Linked DNA regions of Homo sapiens: region 1 is linked to region 2. A link is an interaction called in ENCODE POLR2A ChIA-PET data of the cell type or tissue named here. Cell type or tissue: PC-9. All regions are shown on one strand. Each heading gives the region's core, and the rest is flanking DNA. Links, peaks and the distances in the headings are about the cores only. Region 1 overlaps CMIP (c-Maf inducing protein). Region 2 has its middle 51 kb from the start of CMC2.

Evidence for each region. Peaks named below come from ENCODE experiments on the same cell type or tissue, not always from the same donor. Only the 100,000 strongest peaks of a DNase experiment are listed, where the experiment ranks them.
Region 1: POLR2A ChIA-PET joins it to region 2 with 6 read pairs; 2 of 35 experiments call an interaction of 5 or more read pairs at or near these places.

Annotation. Positions count from the first base shown.
Region 1 is chr16:81,626,830-81,639,266 of GRCh38, forward strand. The region is part of intron 3 of CMIP (c-Maf inducing protein); the gene reads left to right. It overlaps LOC105371362 (a long non-coding RNA gene), which reads right to left. Exons shown (of 4, transcript XR_007065138.1): 2 at 5,295-5,380; 3 at 4,361-4,627; 4 at 3,060-3,419. Among named protein-coding and RNA genes, the nearest start is that of MIR6504, 22 kb to the left of the region's middle. RefSeq lists enhancers at 554-1,175, 6,392-7,231, 7,232-8,072. In PC-9, for the core only: CTCF peaks have their summits at 6,535 (motif pointing left) and 6,734; a DNase peak (open chromatin) is centred at 6,162; H3K4me3 peaks cover 735 bases; H3K27ac peaks cover 3,960 bases.
Region 2 is chr16:80,949,588-80,962,024 of GRCh38, forward strand. No RefSeq gene overlaps it. Among named protein-coding and RNA genes, the nearest start is that of CMC2, 51 kb to the right of the region's middle. In PC-9, for the core only: no CTCF peak of the experiment used is centred there; no DNase peak of the experiment used is centred there.

The DNA of each region.
Region 1 (12,437 bases), core at 3,326-8,325, 680 kb after region 2:
GGTGACTATTTTATGAGTGTGTGTGTGTGTCCTGTGGGGTAACTATTTTATGTGTGTGTGTGTGGCCTGTGGGGTGACTATTTTATGTGTGTGTTTGTGTATGTGTGGTGTGTGGGGGTGACTGAGTGTGTGTGTGGCATATGGGGCGACTATTTTATGAATGTGTGTGTGTGTGGCCTGTAGGGTGACTGTTTTATGAGTATGTGTGCATGGCATGTGAGGTGACTGTTTTATGTGTGTGTTTGTGTATGTGTGGTGTGTGGGGGTGACTGTGAGAGTGTGTGTGTGGTGTGTGTGTGGCATATGGGCCAACTATTTTATGAATGTGTGTGTGTGTGGCCTGTAGGGTGACTATTTTATGAGTGTGTGTGTGTGGCATGTGGGATGACTGTTTTATGTGTGTGTGAGTGTGTGTGTGGCCTGTGGGGATACTATGAGTATGCTGGTTTGGAGTGTGTTTCTTTGGGCCTCAGTTTTCTCCTCTGTGGAATGGGGATGATCATGGCGTCTCGTCACTGGGCCGTGTGAGGATCGAAGGCTGTGTTGTTTGTGCAGCAGGCAGAAGGGATCCTGGTAGGAGCCCACGCGTGGGAGCCTCTCATGCGCCATCATCAGTGTCTCCAAGTGGGTCCGACATGGTGGGAGCAGCTGGCTCGGCCTGTCTCCCTGGCAGCCCCTTCCAGCCTCCACAGGTGGTCCCGGCTGACTCATGGCCTGGGAGGGCTAGGGTGGGTGGGAAGCCCGCCCTCGAGACTGTCTCTGCCCGGCTCTGGCCACGGAGTGTCCCCTGTGTCCAGCACTATGTGCCCCTGTGCTCCTGAGTCCGGAAACAGTTCTGTGGGGTCCACATCCCTCCCCCATCTCATAGCAGAGGGGACTGAGCGTCCAAGTGGATAAAGGATGAGGATAAAGGACCGTGCCAAAGCCAGATGCCTCCCAGCGAGGGTCACAATCTCGCTTCCACCTCATGAGTGGCTGCGGCGCCTCGGGAATGAGTCTGTTCCATGTTCTGTGTTGGGAGCTGGCGCTGGGGGACCACAACCCTCAAAGTCCCCAGCACCAAGGCAAAGTGCCTGGGGCTCAGAGAGGGGAAGCCCACCTGACGGGAAGCTGAGGGCAGGGCCTGGGTCATGTCCCCACTGGCTGCACCCTCAGGAGGGCGGGATCCATCACCCTCATCCCCATGCAGGGGAAAGGCCCAGGGGACCAGGTCAGAATGACACAGAGCCCTTGAGCTGATGCCTCCCCTGACCCCTCACTGAGGGCCATGCTAGAAGGGGGGATCCCTACAAAAGGGGAAATCCTGAGGCTCTGGACCGGGCCTCCAGTAGGGGCTGTCACCCCTGGCTCTGACCTTGCTCCCGGAGCCCACCTCCCCTGGGTCGCCTCCTGGTCATGGGAGCCTCCCTGGGGAAGAGCCACTCCTAGTGTCCTAGAGATGTGGCCCCAGGCGCTTTCTCCACCAGGCTGCAAATCCCTTCCCAAGCTCACATCCCCCAAGTCGTCATCCAGCCCAAGCCGAGCCCCCAGTTGCACCCCAAGGCCTTAGCACAAGGCTGCAGCTGGTCCTCGAGCCATGATGGACACTTAACTCCTGTCCCATGCATGTGCCAGTGCCTCACTTACTCACCTTGGTGAATCCTTACAGCCCTGAGGAGGTGCCTGTTCCTCCTCTTCTCCCTTTTTACTGATGTGGAAACTGAGGCTGAGGTTAAATCACTCACTCAAGGTCACACAGCTGTTCAATGGCTTAGATGGGATTTGAACAGAAGTCTGAGTGAGTCCAGAACCTGGGACTTCAGCCACCGGGAGTGTGGCTCCCAACTGTACATGCATGCATGTACACAGACACACGCTACCCAGACACTTCTCACACCTGATGTGCACTTGGGAGCAGTGCCCCGGCTCCCACCTGTTCTCGTGGCACATCTGGGTAGAGCCTGGGTGTTGCTGGTGCCTGAGGCTTGCGTGAGAGCTTTCCACTTTTCCCTAAGTCTCCCATCACCACTAGGGTTATGTGAATTGGCTGCGCGTGATGGCTCATACCTGTAATCCCAGCACTTTCGGAGGCCGAGGCGGGAGGATCACTTGAGGTCAGGAGTTCGAGACCAGCCTGGCCAACATGGGGAAACCCTGTCTCTACTAAAAATACAAAAATTAGCTGGGCGTGGTGGCTCAGGCCTATAGTCCCAGCTACTCAGGAGGCTGAAGCATGAGAATCGCTTGAACCCGGGAGGCGGAGGTTGCAGTGAGCCGAGATGGTGCCACTATACTCCAGCCTGGGTGACAGAGTGAAACTGTGCTTAAAAAAAAAAAAAAAAAAAAAAAAAAAAAAAAGATAATGTGAATTGACGTCTGACTAGGCAGGCCCCTGTTTCTCACGCAGAAGGGCTGATTGCCTCATCCTGTCTTGCACGTCATCAGCACAGCCGCTGTCAGACCACCTCTCCCAGGCCCGGTGTCACACTCAGGACTGACCCGCTTCCACATCTTCCCCAAACACACTGGTCGCTGTGTCCCCTGACTTTAAACTTGAGGTTTGGAAGCCCAGATCTGGCCTTGCACCTGACTCCCTCACTCTATACAGTGACCCTCCGAGGTGGCTCCTGGCTGGGCCTGTCCCCTCTAGCCCAGCTCATCCCTTGGTCTTGAGGGAAGACGTTGCCCTTGAACCCCACCCCACCTCCGTTTGCCCGTCTAACCCCGTCTTGGCCACCTTCCTCCCTCTCTGTCTCCTTTTCGACCTTTTTACGATCACTTCAAGGTCAGCACCCCCAGCTCCTGCCAGTTATGACCTTGCAGTTCTCCTCCGAGGCTGCGTCCATCTTCACGCAGCCATTTTAGCAGCTGTGGCCAGGCACATGGACAGTCCTGTGAGCCTCGCCAAGGCATGGCAGCTCAGACATCCCAGTGCCGTGCCACAGCGCCCAAGGGAGGCTTCCTAATGGCTGCAGAATCGTCCGTGAAGAGGCTGGGGCCATTTACCAAAGGCCTCTGCTGTGGTTGCCCTTCGGGTCGTTCCCAGCTTTCCTCAGTTATAGATAACGCAGCCATGACCGTCGTGTATCTCAGCTTTCGCTTTATTTGAGTTACTTGTTTAGGGCAGATTTCTAGAAGTGGTTACTGGGCCAGAGAGGAGGGGTATTTTTAGGTGGCTCTCACCACCTATTACCTATTTGCTCCCAAAATAATACTTTCTGCAGCGCTTCAGGGCCAGACTGCCCAGGTTCCAACCCTGATCCACTTCCTGCTGGCTGTGTGACCCTGGACCAGTTGCTTTCGTCTCTGGGCCTCTTGAGTCAAATGAAACCAAGCTCACCAGTTTCTTACGGGGATTAAATGGGTTCACAGCTGTTCAGTATTTAGAATAGCACCTGCCATGTGGTACCCACTCAGAACATTCATTCTTCTTCTCTGATCTACAAGGACACAGAGGAAAACAGGCTCTTGGTGTCGGAGGATGCTAGGAGACGGGGCTGCAGAAGACGGAGGCACATGTGTGGCACGCAGGCCACCGACTCATGAGCCCAGGGCGGGCATCACCCATCAGCCACCGCATGCTTTGCCCTGAGGCAGAGCTCTTCTCAACATAGCCCCTGCCTGGCCACCCAGTTGACAGAGGCAGTGACAGTGTCCCCCGTCCTGCTTGAGTGACCGCCCAGGCCTATGGGGCGAGTGCTCCTGGAGGCCGGGTCAGTGCCACTGGCTCTGGCTGTGCCTCCGTGGGGTTTTCTCACAGAAGCTTCTGTGGAACTTCCAGGCAGGCACCGTGGGTCCATTCTTGGAGGGTCCTACCCTCCGAGAAGGAAGGCAGAATGGTGGGGAGGCAAGGATGGGCGGGAGTCGGCCTTGATCCCCTTCCAGGCCCAGCCACCTGCCTGCTTCATCCAGGTTGAAAAGGCAGGAATTCTATCCAGATTAATTTCTGGCACTCAGTCAAAGAGGGCTTTGTGACCTCTTAAGAGGGGATCAAAGGGATTCAGTGGAGAACTGTGAAAGGAGGGGCTTTCCCCAGAGGCAGGGGGCCCAGCCCACTCCAAGACTGCAGGAGGGGCCCTCAGTGGGAGGTGCAGCTGGTGAGTCCAGCCTGGCAGCCTCTTTGTGCACGTGTTCAATCCAAATGGGAAACCTTTTGGGGCCAGGCTGCCAGTCCCCCGCGAGGGCCACAGTCTCCAGCATCTCCCAGCCACAGCCCAAGCCCCACAGTGGGTCATCAGGGACCCCATAACTAGTAACCAGGGCTGCTTCAGGGATTGAAACTAACAAGTGGCAGAGGGCCGGGAGCATTGGGAAAGAGAGCTCATGTCTCGCAGGCTTTCGTTACAGTAGAGGGAGAGAAAAACAATTACTAGGCACCTACTAGGGTCGGGAGCTCTGCTGGGGACTTCTCAAAATTTGGTTAGGCCTGTCTTGAAGCAGGAGCTGAGGAAGCAGAGAGGCACGTCCAGGATCACACAGCTAGAGACAGGCAGGGCTGTGAATTGAACCCAGGGGACAGGAGGAGGATGGGCCTTTTGGCCTCTTCCGTTGGAGCCCACAGAGCTGCCACTTTGCCCAGCTGGAGCTATCTTTGGAAGAGACACAGGACGTTTTCGAAATAAACTTCTCATTGAAGGATAAAATACATCTAGAAAAGGGTACAAATCAAAAAGAGTTACCATTCACCTGGGCCCCTCCTCCCCACCATGGGCAGCCACTGCTATCCTGACTTCTAGCAGCACAGGTGAGCTTTGCATATACTTGAACTTTATCTAAATGGACTCAGACACCCTGAACTCTTTTGAGACTGGCTTCTTATGATTTGTCTGTGTTGTGTGTAGCAGCAGTTTGTCTATTCACTTTGCTGGGTGGTGTTCTGTTGTCTGGTTAGACTCTGTTAACTTGTTCATTCTGTGGATAGGTCTTTCCAGTTTGGGGCTGTTACGAATAGACCATTGTAAACACTCTAGTGTACATCTTTTGGTGAATGTGTGTCCACAGTCCTGTTGCGTATATGCCTGGGAGCTGAATTATCATTCGTTGATGCTGCCCTGCAGTTTTGCAAAGTGGTTGCACCAGTGTATACTTGCACCAGCAGTGTGCAAGAGCCCTAAGACACAGAGCATTTAAAAACTGGCACTTACGAAGCTTTTTAAAATACCGAAAAGGACAAAGAGAACTAAGAAAATTCCCACTATCCCTAAATCTCTCTTAACTTCTTTTAAATTGTAAAAAAATCAAGCTATTACCTACATGTGACAAAATGTGCATGCCCTAACTGTTGAGTGTGAGGGAGTTCTGACTGCTGTACTCACCTGAGTAACCACCACCTGGATCTCCGTCACCCAGAAGATCTCCTCGCGCCCCTTTCCAGCCAGTTCCTTGTCCTGCCAGATATCCCCTGCGAACATTTAACAAAAATAAAATGCACGTACATAGGTGGTAGTCCTAAAAAGTATAGAAAGGTATAAAATGAAAAGTTGGCCTCTACTCCTTCAAGTCCATTTTCCCCTAGGCAGTCACTGTTAGCAGCTGCACGGGGCTTCTCAGAAAGTGCTTATGAATATTCCTTTGTAAACACCACGCAGACTTTATCATCCACGCGGTTCCGTTCCATGCTCCTTAATATATGTCGCAGCAGTGTCTGCAGTAGCACACAAATCCACACCATTTTCTTTTCTAGTTTCATAGTCTTCCCTTCAGGCAGAGTTTAAGGTGGATGGAACTTTAGATCCTTTAGGAAAATGCTGTCATCCACATAGGGAGACTGAGTTTCTGACAGGAAGGAGAGGTTTATTGAGCATCTACTATCCACAGGCCAGAGGCAGTACAAGGCGGTTTGCTGCCCAGGCCTCGCAGCCCCCCAACACGGAAGCCTGTAAGCACACTCCAGGGACCAGGGTGGAGTGAGCTGCCCCTGGCTACAGAGCTGGGAGGTGGAGGTCCTAGGTTTGCACCATGTGCCTGGGTCACCGAGCCTTCCCTTGCACTCCCCTGTCCCTGGCCAGGGCTTCCTCAACTCTACATAAGGGCCAGCCTTGGGCTTTGGGACATTCAAGACACCCCCACCCCCACCTTCTGGGTAAAGGTCTTTCCTGAGCCTCAGAAATGACGCATTACAGTGGCTTCCCAAACTGCGAAGGAAGAAGTGGCGTTTGTGGGTTGTCATCGTTTCTTTGGGCAAGGAAGGGGGGACCCGAGCGTTCGTGTGTCATCCAGCGCAGGCTTTGATGAGGCTGATGAGTCATGGAGCCATACAAGGAAGTTTTTCATGTAAACGGTTTGTGGGTGAACTTGTTTTTTGCCCTTTAAGGCAGAATTTTGTTTTTCTTTTTCTCGCCCTTTAAAGACAAGTTTTTAAAACGTAAATGAGAGGCAGCGTCTTGATGAGCAAGATCTTTTGTTCTGCAGGCGTCTGCAGTGTGTCTCTTTCACAGCCAGTGGTGGGCAGTGGAGGCCCCTGAGCTGGGTTGCTGATCTGCACTTGGGGCACACCTTGGCCAGGTGTCCAGCCTGGAAGAGGGAGGTGGCCTGCCATTCTTTTGTTGGCCTCCAGGGCTCCCACCTGCTGGCCTGTTGGCTCGGAGATGAGGCCAAACAGAGACTTTAAAAAGAGCAGTGCTTGTCCCCACAGAGGAATTAGGCCCTTGCTTCACCGAGGGATCATCAGAAAATACCCAGCGGGACAGCCGGCTAACTCTGGAAGGGAAGGTGTTTGGGAGAGAGGATAATTGACCGGGAGATGATGCAGAACGACTAGGGCCCTGAGGGCTGTTGCCCACATTCTGCTCGCCGGAGCACCCTGGTGCACTTTCAGAACCAACAGACTGTTTTGCAGAAAGCCTTGAGAGGGACAGAGACCCCCTTTCAGAGAAACTGAGGCCACTCCTAATGGAGCTTGCTGGCACGTGGCAGCAGAAGGCCAGGGTGGTTTGTTTCCAGCGGGGGCTGGCACATGCTTGGACCATTCCCTTTGGAAAACTGGGCTGAACCTGACCTCTGTCCAGGAGTACAAGGACCTTAGAAAGCACACCCCAGAGGTCGGGGCCAGCCTGACACCGGCTGGAGGCAGGAACAGACTCAGGCAGACCATTCATCATGTCTGTTGACTTTTGAGACTTTTGTTAAAGTCTGCAACCAATCTTCCATCCAAGAGGGTCCTTATCATCCCAGGCCTCCTGGCACTGCAGACCCAGGGATTTTGAACCGGTAGCTCAGTGGTTTTCAGAGTGAAGTCCCAAGACTAGCAGTATCTGCATCACCTGGGAACTCTCTAGAAATGCCAGTCTTCAGTTTCACAAACTCTGAGGTGGCAGGATGAGAGCAGCAAACTATTTTAACATACCCTCCGGGTGACTGTGATGCACCCCAGCGTTTGAGAACCACTGCAGTAGTGTGAAGAAAGGGGAAAGAACAATAAACATCTATTGAGTGCCTACTGTTTTCCATCTACTTTATTTTCATTATTTTCTTTAGGCTGCACAGTGTCCCTGGGTTTTATATCTCCATTGTATGAACACGAGTCTGACTCTCAGATTAACCTTCTCATGCATCCAAGCTGGAATTCAAACCCAGAGTCTGCTGCCTCCTTCTGTAACCATTTCACCTTCTTACTGGGTTTCTCATAGCCTGAGATCAAGCATGGATGACTAAACGTGTCCATAGCTTTCGGGTTACTCTGCCAGAATCCCCTCTGTTTGTGCAGGTCACTTAGAATTCACTGTGGTGAACACCATTGAACTCACTCCTAGGACGCTGAGCTTCTCTGGGTGAGTAGAGTCTGCCGCACGAGTGTCTGAGGAGCCGCCTCCCCAGGGAGGGCAGGAGTGCGCCTTCTCCTATATTCAAGCATGACAGCATTACCTGGCTTGAAACTCACATTAGAGACTTACTGAACATTAATTTATTAAAGAACAGGATCCTTCTCCAGGATTCTCATAAGTTAAAGCCCTTTGTAGTAGGCGCCGGTGACTCCCACCCAGAGGATGCAGCTGGGAAGGATGGAGGCTTCCAAACAAAGCCATGAACAGATCAGATGTCCTTTGAAGTGCTGCAAGCACTAGATAAAGTTCTTAGTGAAATAAACAACAGAGGCCCCTGTTGAGATGCTACCGTCTTGAGGCCTGGCAAGGGAAATCCTTATTTGGGATAGAGAGAGTTCCCTTTATCAGGCCCAAAGGAAACAGAGCCTGTGGTGTCCCTCACTGTATTTCGGAAGGGCTAGGAAACTCGCCTGGGGCTGCCCGCCTCCCACACCACAGAGGAAGAGCAGGCTCTGGTACAGTATTTGCATTTTTTTATTTATTTGGTGGGTTGCAATTAAGCAGCGTTGTTTCCTGAAATGCCCTGAAAATGCCACCTTATATTAATGATTAATAAGAGGTGTTCCCCACCCCCACCCCGTAGTCTTTAATGTTGAGTGCAAATTGCTTTTTCGCTCTGGGTGGCCTTGGTCAAGAGGGGAGGGCCAATTACTGAGGTTCAGAAGGCCAAGCTGGTGGCCCTGTCAGAAAGACCCTCAGGAGGGTTGGCACACAGGACAGAGTCAGGGGGAAGGATTTGGTCGGCTTCATTTTAATTTTTTAAAGGTATATCCTACCTCTGCTTAATGACCCTTGAAGTGGCTTAGAAAAGCACACAGACTGGGAAAATCGATACGAATTGATCTGGAGTGACACCCACCAGGTGTTAGGAGGGAAAAGCCAGATGCAGACATAAGTATTATGCAGTGCCATTTGTGTAAAATGAAATGAGGACCCCACAAAACCTGTCTGTATCGTGTTGGTGCAAAAGTAATTGCAGTTTTTGCCGTTGAAAGTCTGCTGCCAGACAAATATATATTTGTATTTGATTATCCGTGACCATGGAGAAAGAGATGAAATGATAGACGTCAAGCGTCTGCAAACGATCTGGCCCAGCACCTGTTTTTATAAATAAGGAGTTTTCAGGGTGGCGGGGACAGCTCTGCCCATTTGGGGGAGGGGGGGACAGCTCTGCCCATTCCTGCTGTGGCATTAAGCTGGTGACAACAGAGGTGGCATGACCCACAAAGCCTGGACTATTATTATTTGGCTCTTAGGAAAATGGTTTGTGGACCCCGATATATAACATAGTCTCAAATTTTCGGGGTTTACATGGTGAGCATGGAGTTAGCATGGATTCAGGGGGTGGCGGGAGGGAGGGCCGTGGTAAGGTTAAAAAGAAGAAAGCCAGCATGTATGATGCAGCTGAAACTTAGGTGCAGTTTTAAATTGGGCTGGTTGTGTGTTTGTGTGTGTGAGTGTGTGTGTAACTGGGTTGTGGGTGTGTGTGTGCACCATGATACAGGTGTGCGGGCCATGAGCCTTCCATGCTGGAGTTCTTGTCCTCTGTATGAATTTTTCAAAGAACATGCACTTGAAAAATCGGATTATCCATCTACTAGACCACTGAAAAGTCAAAAGTAGTAAGATCTCAGATGCCTTCCAGTTCTCTTTAAGAATATGGGATTCTGGCCCGGTGTGGTGGCTCGTGCCTGTAATCCCAGCACTTTGGGAGGCTGAGGCAGGTGGCTCACCTGAGGTCAGGAGTTCAAGACCAGCCTGGTCAATGTGGTGAAGCCCCATCTCTACTAATAATACAAATTAGCTAGGCGTGGTGGCAGGCGCCCGTAATCCCAGCTACTAGGGAGGCTGAGGCATGAGAATCGCTTGAACCCAGGGGGCAGAGGTTGCAGTGAGCCAAGATTGCGCCACTGCATTCCAGCCTGGGTTACAGAGTGAAACTTCGTCTCAAAAAAAAAAAAAAAAAAAAAGTATGGCATTCTGACTAATTTAAGAATCCTGGGGAAAGATACAATATCACCGTCATGATTCCAATTTCTGAAATCTTTGGAGAGTTTTTTCCTTTATTTCTCTTTAATTAAATGCACAATGCATGAACGGCTTCCTGCAATAATTTGAAACATTGCAGATAAAGCTGAGCCCTACCCGTTGGTCCTCCCCCGAGCCACTTCCGTCTCCAAAGAAGACAGCTGTCACCAGCCGGACTTGGTCCCCACCCCCCACCCCCTGAAGCCCCGTGAATTAGATCATATATATGTGTATGTCAACATAGATTATGCATGTATTTGCTACTGTACTTAACAGCATGTTGTGCAGGTGGAATCCACGGCAGATCTTGTAACCCTCCTTCCTTCTTTTTAACTGCTGTTTGCTGTTGCACTGTGGGGGCCACAGTGTAAGCACTTCTCTATTGATGGACATTTAGGGGGTTTCTGGTCACCTTTTTTATTTTTTTTGAGACAGAGTTTCGCTCTTGTTGCCCATGCTGGAGTGCAGTGGCACAATCTTGGCTCACTGCAACCTCTGCCTCCTGGGTTCAAGCATTTCTCCTGCCCCAGCCTCCCAAGTAGCTGGGATTACAGGTGCGTGCCACCATGCCCAGCTAATTTTTTTGTATTTTTAGTAGAGACGGGGTTTCATCATGTTGGCCAGGCTGGTCTTGAACTGCTGACCTCAGGTGATACACCTGCCTCGGCCACCTGAAGTGCTGGGATTACAGGTGTGAGCCACGGTGCCCAGCTGGTCACCTTTATTTTTTCTAAGACATTAACTGTCTTTAGTCAGTGTCCTACTGAACTCAATAGGTGTCATTTATCAAGCCTGAAATGTGACATTTAATTCTCCCAATAGCTCCAGGATGCAAATGCTACTATTATCCCCATTTTACAGATGAGGAAACTAAGGTTCAGAGAGGTGATGTAGTTTGCCTAAGGCTGCACAGCTCATAAGAAGCGGAAAAGAAATTCAAGTGTAGATCTGCCCGACTCTCCGTTTGTGATGATGCACACATCTGCGAGCAAAAACATGGCTTGCTTGAGCCTCTGAGCTCCCAGGAGTGTGCAGGCTGGTGGGGGAGGCAGCTGGCCCATAGGTCGTAGAGTGAGCAAAGAGTGATGAGGGTAGTAAGTTGGCATGCTGAGCATGGGGCTGGGACCTGCCAGCCTCCCTGGCGCAACAGAAATTCATTTCTCATGGTTCTAGAGGCCAGGAAGTCCACCATCAAGGTAGATTGGTGAGGGCTCGCTCCCTGCGTCACAGAGGGTGCCTTCTCGCTGTGTCTCACATGGGAAGGGGTGAGGGAGCTCCCCCAAGCCTCTTTTCTAAGGGCACTGATCCCATTGGTGAGGGCTCCACCCTCATGAACTAATCACCCCCACGAGGCCCCACCTCCTAACACCCCCCCCACTGGGGATTAGGTTTCAATAATGAATTTTTTGAAGATACAAACATTCAGAGCTTAGCACTTGGCTTGTGGCCCCCTCACTCCGGTGTCTGCCTCCATGGTCACATGGCCTGCGCCTCCTCTGTCTCTCCTTTGTATACTTCCTGGGGATACTCGTCACTGGATTCAGGACCCACCAGATAATCCAGCGTGATCTCCCCATCTCAAGATCCCAAACGTGGGATGTTGCATTCACAGATGGCAGGGGTTGATGTGGACATACCTTCTTTGGGGCCACCAGTCACCTCATGACCCAGGCAGGAGTTTGCCTCTCTTAGTGAATGTGTCTCCGGGCACAGCCCTCCCCCCAGAGCATCTTGACACAGGAATGAGCAGAAGAAAATCCCACAGCTCTTGGCCCACCCCCACCTGCACGGGACTCTCTGAGGGGATGGTGCCTGGGATTTGATTAAGGAACCCTGAGAAACTGGTCGTATCCTTATCAAGGCCAGAGCATAACACGCCCGAGGCGACGCTCCTTATTGTCCCTTCTGTCACCTCTCATCCCTCCCCTTGTCCCTTTCCTCTCCCCCCTCTCCCTTCTCCTTGGAGAAGAACCCGGCAGCTTCTGCCTGCACCTGAGAATGTTTTCCCCTCTTTCCCTCTTTCTATAGCCTGTTCAAAATCTTAACTTAAAACCTGCTGAACTGGGTGTTCCTGCCCCAGTTCAGCCTCCTGTGGGAATGAGGGAGGTGCCTCCTGTCCGCACAGCCTCTGGTCAGCCTGAGAGCAGGGAATCCAGGAGGACAGGAGGGGCGGGCAGGCTGTGTTGAGTTTTAGAATTCTGAAAGAGGGGCGCCTGTTCTAGTCCATGAGGAAATGCACTTCTCCAGGCCCACCCCACACCCGGCCCACCCGTGCAGGCTGTTTTTCCACTGCACTCAGTTTTCCTGGAGAAACAGCCCCCGCCGGGATTAGGACCGTGTGAAGATCAGAGAGCCTTTCCAGAATGCCGAGGGAGAGTCCAGGATTGTTCCTGTGTGTGTGGCTCAGTCCCTTCAAGGACCGGAGCTCAGGACCAGGGGGTGACCCTGAGCCAGAATCCTGGTTCCTACAGGGCCGGCTGTGACCTGGAGTGGGTTACCTTTTCCTCTGTGTGTTGTGGTCTTCAAGTCTGTAGAATGGGGGTCGCACCTGTTAACCCCGGCTGCACCACATTCAGATCACCTGGAGATCTTAAATATTCTCTTGTT
Region 2 (12,437 bases), core at 2,616-7,615:
GACATAGTCACAGTAAAAAGAAAAAAAAATACATAAGGCTGGGCACGGTGGCTCATGCCTGTAATCTCAGCACTTTGGGAGGCTGAGGCAGGCAGATCACTTGAGGTTAGGAGTTTGAGACCAGCCTGGCCAACGTGGTGAAACTCTGTCTCTACTAAAAATGGGAAAATTAGTCAAGCGTGGTAGCACACGCCTGTAATCCCAGCTACTGAGGGGGCTGAGGCAGCAAAATTGCTTGACCCAGGAGATGGAGGTTGCAGTGAGCCGAGATCACACCACTGTACTCCAGCCTGGGCGACAGAGCAAGACTCCATCTCAAAAAAAAAAAAAAATATATATATATATATATATAATATATAATAAGATATATAATAATATATAAGATATATATATTATATAATATATATTATATAATATATATTATATATATTATATATAAGATATATAATATATAATATATATTATATATAAGATATATAATATATAATATATATTATATATAAGATATATAATATATATTATATATGACATATGATATATATTATATATACACACACATTTTATATATACATATATACATATTTTTAATATATACATATATACCTATTTTTGTATATCTGTATAGATATATGTATCTTTTTACATATATGTATATATATACACACACACTGGAGTGCAGTGAGCCGAGATCAATGCCCAGATGTTGCAAAAAAGTCAAAACCTTAGTATGCAAGTTAATCCCTCTCTATTGATGGTGACCATGACCAAACATAGCAGAGCGGAATTTGCCAGGGGAGTTAGTTACATAGGCTTTCAAAAGAAAGTGAGGGGAGCACCCAAGCCCATCTCATTCGGGAGGGTAGGCAAGTGACTGAGGGCTGGGCTCCAGATCAAGGGCACTGGTTCATACCTCAGTTCTGACAGCTAGTAACTCAGTGGGTTTGGGTAAGTGGCCAAGCTTCTCCAAGCCTCAGTTTCCTTACCTATCAAATGGGGACAATGATACTTACCAAACAAGGCAACATGATTAAAAGAGATGACATAAGTAAAGCACAGTGCTTGGCAGTGAATTGTTATTATTATCATTATTAATTCTTGGAAAAGCCACCCCAGACGAATGACCAGTAATAAAGCTACTGACCACCTCGGGGAACAGAACAGACACTCTGCCATTTAACCCAAGGACATGAGCAGACTGAAAGAATGTCGTATTCTTAAGACACATAAATGAAGTAATTTTATTCTGCCTTTAAGTCATTTTGTTCCCTGGTTGAATAAGACGGTGTTGTGACTCACACTTTAAATTATAATTGTGTTTCTATATCCCTCTAGTTATAAATATTTCATTTTTAGGCTTCTTTAGGAAAAATGAAGGTCTTCCAGCTAACTTTATTCCTCATTCAAACTTTACAAATACATATTCCCCCCACCCTCTCCCCCAACCCCACCAACTCCAGGCCTTTGCAGGTGTTTTGCTTTACCAGGAAGTAGATTTGTGTTTTATTCAAATAACTCTGAATATCGATACTAATGAAAACACTTGGCATCTGTTTTCTGTTGAAATGTGAATGCTTCAGAGCAATATTTACAAAACCCACTTCCCAACCACTGCTCTCAGATTTGATTAAATAACAGTAAAACATGACATTCCAAAGCAGAGTCACAATCTGTTCTTGAGCTGTGTCAGGGCCAAGCCTCTATATTTTCTAATTTGTGAAACATCACTTACCCAGCTGATAGAACAAATGTTCTCTCCTCTCACTCAGATGCAATACAGTTTGCGTTTTCCTAACTGAAGTCCCAAAGTTCCTTCCACACGTTTTAGGAATTGGAGGTAATATGGGGAATAATTCAAATATTGGTAGAGTGTGCAGTGGGGCACATTTGTGAGTTGACCAACCTTTTAGTAAGATGAGCTGCCGTAAACAAATCAAGGTAATTCATGGTAGAAGCAGGGAAGGGAGCAATCTCAAAATTTTTATCAAACTTGGGTCTCCATTCAGAACAGAGAAAATTCTCTCTGGAGATCCTGGCAGACAGGTAGCAACTTCTACACATCCCATGACATAGCCACAGCATTTTATCTAAAGGAAGTCCACTATTAATAAATATTACTAGGTGTAGTTAGCTGAATAATGGCACCCCAAAATATCATGTCCAAATCCCTGGAATTCATACATGCTACCTTATGTGAAAAATGGATCTTAGCAGATGTAATTAAATTAAGGATCTTCTTTTCTTTGAGGTGGGGTTTCACACTGTTGCCCAGGCTGGAGTGCAGTGGCAATTATAGCTCACTGCAGCCTTGAACTCCTGGGATAAAGCGATCCTCCCGCCTCAGCCTCCTGAGTAGCTGGGACTACAGGTACATGCCACCACACCTGGCTGATTTTTGCATTTTTTTTAGAGATGGGGTCTTACTATGTTGCCCAGGCTGGTCTCAAACTCCTAGCTTCAGGCAATCTTCCCACCTCAGCCTCCCAAGTAGCTGGGATTAGAGGAATTGGCTACCGTGCCCAGCCTAAATAAGGATCTTGAGATGAAGAGATAACCTTTAATTATCTAGCAGGGGCCCTAAATGCAATCACAAATGTCCTTATCAGAAAGAGGCAGAGGGAGACTAAACACAGAAGAGGAGAATGTCACATGACCACTGAAGGAGAGATCACAGTGATGCAGCTACAAGCCAAAGAATGCCAGCAGCCACCAGCAGCTGGAAGAGTGAAGGAATGGATTCTTCCCTAGAGCCTCCAGTGGAGGGTGGCTCTGCTAAAACCCTGGTTTCAGCCTAACGAAACTGGTTTCAGACTTCTGGCCTCCAGAATTGAAAGAGAATAAAATTCTGTTGTTTTAAGCCAATCACATTTGTAGTAATCTGTTGCAGATGGATTAAAAGACAAATCACAATGGAGTCAAGGGTTTAGCAATTAAAAAATTAATCCAATTTTACAGATGAAAAAACTAAACAGAGAAGAGGCCAAATGGAATGAAAAATCCATACACACAGCAGGAGACAGAGCAAAGGCCTGGACTCAGGACACTTCTGGGTCTCACAGCCCTTTCTTAGGAAGAGAAGTCAAGCCTTTGGCCAGATTGGGTGCCCTTCTAACCATCTCGGGAAGTTTCTAGCACTGACCAATACTGTCCAACATAATGGCCACTAGCCACATGTGACCTTTAAATTAATTGAGTTAAATTAGAAATTTAGTCCCTCATTTGCACAAACCACATTTTAAGAGCCCAACCCCCATGCATGGCATATGACCACAACATTGCACAGCACAGATCTATAAACATTAACATCATTGTAGGAAGTGCTGCTACTGGACAATGCTGGACCAGACACCTGGAAAACCCAGCAGATTTCTCCCCAGACTTATCAACTCCATGTCTGCTTTCTTCATAATATATACCAACACCTAGTACACTGGTCAGGATGCCTTGGGAATCCAGTAAAGACATATGAAGGCACCAGGGACTGTGTACGGCTTTCCTCATGCCATGAAGGTCACTGCAATATGGGCCAAGGACCATAGCCAGTGAAACTTCCTTGGCTGAGCCCAGGAGCAGCACAGGGAGGCTGAGAACAAGATAGAGGAGACTAACACTCTTCTTAGACCCTCCCTAGACCCAACTCATGCCTCAGGAGAGTCCAAGGAGCTCCCAAAGCCACCTAGCATTCAGAGCACCCATCAGAGGCCACTCCTGGCCTGTTCTGATGGGATGTCCTCGTGGGATCCCAAGAGAAGTCTGATACGCTCTATTACACACTCTCTAGAAAATATCGGTTAATATTTGTATGGCCTTTTATACTCCAAAACCAATACTATGGTCTCCTTTGATGCATATAACTGGTGAAGCACAGATCTCCATTTTACAGATGAGAAAATGGAGGTTTAAAGAGGTGAGGTGAGGTGAGTTACCAAAGGTATATGGGGAAGCCAAGATCCAGTGAAAAATTCCAACTCTAAAATTTACTTTTATATACATTTTTCTCAAGTGTCTATGGAACATTATCCAGGATAGATCACATGTTAGGCCACAAAACAAGTCTTAATCAAGGAACACTGAAATCATATCAAGTATCTTTTCTGATCACAATGAGATGAAACTAAAAGCAGTAACAGGAAAAATCACAGACAATTTACAAGTATATGAAAGCTAAATAATATGTTCCTGCATGACTATTGGGTCCAAGAAAAAATTAAAGAAGAAAATATAAAAATATATTGAGACAAAGGAAAATGGAAACACAACATATCCAAACTTATGAGATGCAGCAAAAGCAGTACTAAGAGAGACTGTATACCAATAAATACCTGTATCAAAAAAAAGGAAAGATCTCAAATAAACAACCTAATGTTATACCTCAAGGCACTAGAAAAAGAAGAACTAAGCTCAAAGTTAGCAAAAAAAAAAAAAAAAAAAAAAAGGAAATAATAAAGACCAGAGCAGAAATAAATTAAATAGAAACTAGAAAAACAATAGAAAAGATCAACAAAACTTAGCTAGACTAAAAAAAAAAAAAGAGAATATGGCTGACTAGACACAGTCAGGTGGAACAGCTGTCACCAAGGGACCAAGACGATGGGCGCACTCCTAACAGACCTTCAAAGGGAAGGCACCAAGAGTGGACAGAGGAAGGCTGGGCTGATGGGGAAGGAAACTGGGAACGCTGCACAGGACTACCGTGCACCAGGACTCATTCCTGGCCCCCAATGACTCTAGGGGAACAGGTTAGTTCACTTGGCCAGGAGCAACCCCATTCTTACCACGGCCCTCTGGAATCCCAGCAAGAGGTGACCCCTAGACCACCACAGACACTGTAGTTGGCAAGGAGAGCTGCTTAGAGAAGTGGCAGGGGCAGCAAGCCAGCTGACATGGAGCCCAGAGCGCTTGGTAAAGGAGCGTGTGTAGCACAGCACAGCCAGGGATGGCCATCCCTGGCTGACTTGCTCCCATTGGAGACTTTAGCCCCAGGGATACTGTCAGACCTGAACTCTACAGGGTAGTCTTCTCCATCAGATGGGACTGGTCTGACCTGAGCACCCCTTGGTCTGCTGGTCTCTCCCAGAAATCCAGCCTGACCGTGCCTGCTTGCAGGGCAGCCTCAGGTGCCCTGGGGCCTGTATCATAGCTTTAGCGCTGGCAAACCATGCCTGACCTGTAGAGAGCTCCAGTGGGAGGGCCCCCACAGCCACACACCAGCCTGACACTCCCTCCCCACATGGCAGCTTCCCCCTGGACCACGGCAACCCCTCACATTGCTTTACTGGTGCATGTGTGTGAACGGTTTTGCTTTTCTTGCCCTGCCAATGTAGATGTATATATGTTCTTTGCCCTGCCACTGCTACACTGCGAGTGCAGTCCACCCGCCCCTTCCCCCTACCAACTGCCATTGCAATTGAAGCCTTAGTGGGCACAGAGACAGCCAGGCCTGTCCTCACCAGCACCCTGCTCTGGATCCAACACTGTCACGGGAGTCAAACTAGGCATGAAGAACAGCAGAACCTCCCCCACTCTGAGCAACCATTCCTGCCTATGGAGAACACACAAAGGCCTGTGCCTGCTAGCACCTGTGCAAACATCACCACCAGCATGACCACAAGCATAGTCACCAGCAGGGACCTCTTGACACCCCCAGCCATGTTGCCTCTGCCACTGTGGTGAACGCCTGCACAGGGGCAGGCATGCTGGTACCCGCTATCACCCTGCCACAGCCAACTAGAGAGCACCCCACTACGCTGCTGCTGCTGCTGCTGCTGCTGTTGGCACGTACAAGCAAGGACAGATCCCCCTGTCACTGTATTATGAAACACTTTGGCTGACACCAACTATCAAAGTGTAGTGACCAGTGGTCTGCGAGCACCTCAGCCCCGCCAGTGCAGTGGATTTCTAACCGTGAAGAGACAGAGAACAAAGTCAAGGCCAATACAAGTTCCCCAGAATTAGAACACACAGTCTAGGAGTTGGGAGCTGAGCCCTAATTCCCTAAAATCTTCTAAAATAAAGCCAGTCTGCTGAATCCACGTTACACCACAAACCCTCAAGGTCATCAGATAGGATAAAAGAGGAAAAAAAAAACCATCAGCAAGTTCAAAGATTGAAGGAACATAAAATGATGAGAAAGAACCAGCACAAGAACCCTGACAACTCAAAAAGCCAGAGTGCCTTCCTTCCTCCAAACAACCACATCACCTCTCCAACAAGGGTTGTGAACCAGGCTGAGATGGCTGAAATGATAGAAATATAATTCAGAATATGGATAGAAACAAAGATCACTGAGATACAGGAGTACATTGAAACTCAATTCAAAGAAGCTAAGAATCACAATAAAACAATGTAGGAGCTGACAGACAAAACAACCAGCTTAGGAAAGAATGTAACTGACCTGACAGAGCTGAAAAACACACTACAATAAATTCATAATACAATCACAAGTATAATAGCAGAATAGACCAAGTGGAAGGAAGAATCTCAGAGCTTGAAGACTAGATTTGTGAAACAAGGCAGTCAGATAAGATTAAAGAAAAAAGAATGAAAAGGAACAAACAAAACCTCCAAGAAATGTGGGATTATATAAAGAGACCAAATCTATAACTCATTGGTGTCCCTGAAAGAGATGGGGAGAGTGTAGGCAACTTGGAAAACATATTTCAGGATATCATCCATGAGAACTTCTCCAATCCAACTAGAGAGGCCAACATTTAAATTCAGGAAATGTAGAAAACCCCAGTAAGATACTTCACAAGAAGATCATCACATAATCATCAGATTCTCCTTGGCCAAAATGAAAGAAAAAATGTTAAGACAGATAGAGAGAAAGGTCAGGTCACCTATGAAGGGAAGCCCATCAGACTAACAGCAGACCTCTCAGCAGAAACCCCACAAGTCAGACGAGATTGGAGGCCAATATTCAACAATCTTAAAGAAAAGAAATTCTAACCCAGAATTTCATATCTGGCCAAACTAAGCATCATAAGCGAAGGAGAAATAAGTTTCTTTTCAGACAAGCAAATGCTGAGGGAATTCATTACCACCAGACCTGCCTTACAAGAGCTCTGAAAGGAAGCACTAAATATGAAAAGGAGAGAACATTACCAGCTACTACAAAAACACACTTAAGTACACAGACCAGTGACACTATAAACCAACCACATAAACAAGTCTGCACAAAAACCAGCTAACATCATGATGACAGGATCAAATCCACACATATCAGCATTAACCTTGAATATAAATGTCTCATTTAAAAGGCACAGAGTGGATAAAGAACAAAGAGCCATTGGTATGCTGTCTTCAGGAGACTTATCTCATAGGCAATGACACGCATAGGCTCAAAATAAAGGGATGAAGAAAAATCTACCCAAGTAACTGGAAAACAGAAAAAAGCAGGGGTTGCAATCTGAATTTCAGACAAAACAGACTTTAAACTAACAAAGATCAAAGAAGACAAGGGCATTACATAATGAAAAGGGTTCAATTCAACAAGAGGACCTAACTATCCAAAATATATATGCACCCAGGACAGGAGCACCCAGATTCATAAAGCAAGTTCTTAGAGACCTTCAAAAAGACTTAGGCTCCTACACAGTAATAGTGGGAGACTTTAACATCCCATTGACAATATTAGACAGATCATCAAGGCATAAAATTAACAAAAATATTCAGGACCTGAACTCAGTACTGGATCAAATGGACCTAACAGACATCTACACAACTCTCCATCCAAAAACAATAGAATATACATTCTTCTCATTGCCATATGGTACATACTTTAAAATCAATTACATAATTTCCCATAAAACACTCTTCAGGAAATGCAAAAGAACTGAAGTCATAACAACCAGTCTCTTGGACCACAGATTTCTAATTTCTAATCAAATTAGAAATCAAGATTAAGAAATTCACCCAAAAACATAAAATTACATGAAAATTTAATAACCTGCTCCTGAATCACTTTTGGATAAATAATGAAACCAAGCCAGAAATCAAGAAGTTCTTTGAAACTAATGAGAACAAAGATACAACATACTAGAATCATTGGGACACAGCCAAGGCAGTGTTAAGAGGGAAATGTATAGCACTAAATGCCCACATCAAAAAGTTAGAAAGATCTCAGTTTAACCAAACATTACAACTAAAAGAACTAGAGAACCAAGAGAAAACCAACCCCAAAGCTGCTAGACAAGAAATAACCAAAATCAGAGCTGAAATGAAGGAGCCTGAGACACAAAAAAGCATTCAAAAGATCAACAAGTCCGAGAGTTAGGGTGGTTTTTTTTTTTGAAAAAAAATAAAATAGACCACTATGAGATTAATAAGGAAGAAAAGAGAGAAGGTCCAAATAAACACAATTAGAAACAACAAAGGAAAATTACCCCTGACTCCACAGAAATACAAAAAACCATCAAAGAATATTATGAACATCTCTATGCATACAAACTAGAAAAATCTAGAAGAAATGGATAAATTCCTGAAAACATACACCCACCCAAGACTGAGCCAGAAAGAAACTGAATCCCTGAACAGACCAATAACAAGCTCTGAAATTGAATCAGTAATAAATAGCCTACCAACCAAAAAAAGCTCAGGACCAGATGGATTCACATCTGAATTCTACCAGATGTACAAAGCAGAGCTAGTACCATTTCTGCTGAAACTATTCTTAAAAATTGAGGAAAAGGGACTCCTCCCTAACTCATTCTATGAGGCCACCATCACCCTGATATCAAAACCTGGCAAAGACATAACAAAAAAAAGAAAACTTCAAGCCAATATCCTTGATGAAGACTGATGCAAAAATCTTCAAGAAAATAGTGGCAAACCAAATTCAGCAGCACATCAAAAAGCTATCTGCCACAATCAAGTATGCTTTACCCCTGGAATGCAAGGTTGGTTCAACATACACAAATCAATAAGTGTGATTCATTGCATAAACAGAACTAAAGACAAAAACCACATGATTACTTCAACAGATGTAGAAAAGGTTTTCAATGAAATTCAACATCCCTTCATGTTAAAAACTCTCAATAAACTAGGTAATGAAGGAACATACCTCAAAACAGTAAGAGCCATCTACAACAAATCCACAGCTGACATCATACTGAACAGGCAAAAGCTGGAAGCATTCCCCTTAAAAACCAGTACAAGACAAGGATGCCCTCTCTTACCACTCCTATTCAACATAGATTGGAAGTCCTGGCCAGAGCAATCAGGCAAGAGAAAGAAAGAAAGGGCATCTAAATAGGAAGAAAGGAAGTCAAATTATCGCTGTTTACAGATGACAAGATTCTGTATCTAGAAAACCCCATAGTCTTGGCCCAAAAGCTCCGTAAGCTGATAAACAACTTCATTAAACTCTCAGGATATAAAATCAATGTACAAAAGGGATGTTGTTGGTGTATGGCATTTCCTATACACCAACAACAGTCAAGTCAAGAGATAAATCAGGAATACAATCCCATTCACAACTGCCACAAAAAGTATAAAATACCTAGGAATACAGCTAACCAGGCAGGTGAAAGATCTCTAAAAGGAGAGCTACAAAACACTGCTCAAAGAAATCAGAGATGACACAAACAAATGGGAAAACATTCCATGCTCATGGCTAGGAATAATCAATATCATTAAAATGGCCATATCACTCAAAGTAATTTATAGATTCAATGCTATTCTTATTCAACTACCAGTGACATTCTTTAGAGAACTAGAAAAAGGTATTTTAAAATTCATATGGAACCAAAAGAGGACCCAAATAGCCAAGGCAATCCTAAGCAAAAAGAACAAAGCTGGAGGCATCATGCTACCTGACTTCAAGCTATACTACAGGGCTACAGTAACCAAAACAGCATGGTTCAAAAATAGACACATAGACCAATGGAAAAGAATAAAGAACACAGAAATAAGCCTGCACAACTACAGCTATCAGACACTGGGGCCTATCAAGGGATGGAGGATGGGAGGAGGGAGAAGATCAGGAAAAATAAGGAATAGGTACTAGGCTTAATACCTGAGTATTGAAATAATCTGTATAACAAACCCCCGTAACACAAATTTACCTATATAAATACATGCACATGTACCCCTGAACTTAAAAAACACAAGAAGAATAAAACATGAGAGAAATGCGGAAACAATGTTCCTCAACACAATAAAAGCCATATATGATAAGCCCACAGCAAACATCATGGTCAAAAGTGAAAAGCTGAAGACTTTTCCTCTAGAATCAAGAACAAGACAAGGAGGTTCACTCTCAAAACTTCTGTTCAACACAGTACTGGAAGCCCTAGCCACAGCAATTACACAAGCGAAAGAAATAAAGCATACAAATAGGAAAGGATGACAAGAGATGGTCTCTGTGGACAACATGCTGTTATATATGGAATATCCTAAAGACTCCCTGAAAAAACCGCTAGAACAGATAAATTCAGTAAAGTTGCAGGATACAAAATCAACTTAACAAAAATCAGTCGTGTTTCTATACACCAACAACAAATCGTCTGAAAACAATCCCATTTACAATAGCATAAACACAGGAATACATTTAACCAAGGAAGTGAAAGATCTGTGTACTGAAAACTATAAAACATTGATGAAAGAAATTGAAAATAACACAAATAAATGAAAAGATACCCCTATTCATGGATTGGAATAAATTAATATTGTTAAGATGTCCATATTACCCACAGTGATCTACGGATTCAGTGCAATCTCTATCAAACTTTCAAAGCCATTCTCAACAGGAATAGAAAAAACCATCCTAAAATTCATAAAGAACCACAGAAGACCCTGAATAGCCAAAGCATTATCAACCAAAAAGAATGAAACTGGAGGTATCACACTACTGGATTTCAAAAGATATCACAAAGCTACAGCAATCAAAACAGCATGGTACAGACATAAAAACAGACACATCAACCAATGGAATAGGACAGAGAGATGAGAAATAAACCCAAACACCAAAAGCCAATTAATTTTTGACAAACGTGTCAAGAATACACAATGAGAAAAAGACAGTCTCATCAATAAACGGTGTTGGGAAAATTGCATATCCACATACAGAAGAATGAAAATGAACCCATGTTTCACCCCTTATACAAGAACCAACTCAAAATGGATTAAATACTTGAATGTAAGACCTGAAACTGTAAAACTACTAAGAAAAAACAGGGAGAGAGTTCCAGGACATTGATCTAGGCAAAGATTTCTTAGATACGACCTTAAAAACACAAGGAACAAAATCAAAAATAGATAAATGAGATTGCATCAAACTAGAAAACTTCTGCACAGCAAAGAGAACAATAGAATGAAGAGGCAACCTACAAATTGGGATAAAATACTTGCAAATCATACATTGAATCAGAAACTAGTATCCAAAATGTACAAGGAATTCACACTACTCAATAACAACAAAACAAATAACTCTCTTAAAAAATAGGCAGACTGGACGCAGTGGTACACATCTGTAGTTCCAGCTACTCAGGAGACTGAGGCAAGAGGATCACTTGACAATAGAAGTTCAAGGCTGTAGTGTGCTATAATCATGCCTGTGAATAGCCATTGCACTCCATCCTGGGCAACATACCAAGACCCCATCTCTAAAAAAAAGTAAAATGAAAAATTTTACATGGGCAAAGGACTTGAATAGACATTTCTCAGAAGAAGACATACAAATGTTCAACAGATACATTTTTTAAATGCTAAACATTTCTGATCATCAGAGAAATGTGAATTAAAACCACAATGAGAAATCACCTTACAACTGTTAGAATGCCTGTTATCAAAAAGATGAACAATACCAAGTGTTGGTGAGAATGTGGAGGAAGGGGAATCCTTATACACTCTTGGTGGTGTTGGAAATTTGTATAACCATTTTGGAAAACAGTACGGAGGTTCCTCAAAAATTAAAAATAGAATTACCATACATTACAGCAATCCCACTATTGGTATATATCTAAAGGAATTGAAATCAATATGTCAAAGAGATGTCTGCACTGTCATGCTCACTGCAGCATTATTCACAAGAGCCAAGATACAGAAACAACCTAAGTGTCTATCAATGGATACATTGACTTTAAGTGTGGTAAATACAAACAATGGAATACTATTCAGCCTTAGAAAAAGAAACAGAAAATTCTGTCATTTGTGAAGTATCAGTGATCCTACAGGGCATTATGTTAAGTGAAATAAGTCAGGCCCAGGGAGACAAATACCATATTATCTCACCTACACGTAAAATCTAAAAAAGTTGAACTCACAGAAGTAGAGAGTAGAATAGTGGTTACCAGAGGCTGAGGGTGGGAGTAGGTGGAAAGTGAAAAGGACAATGTTGGGCAAATGGATACAAGGTTACAGTTGCATAGAAGGAATACGTTTTGGTGTTCTACTGCACAGCAAGGGAACTACAGTTAATAACGGATATTTCAAAATAGCTA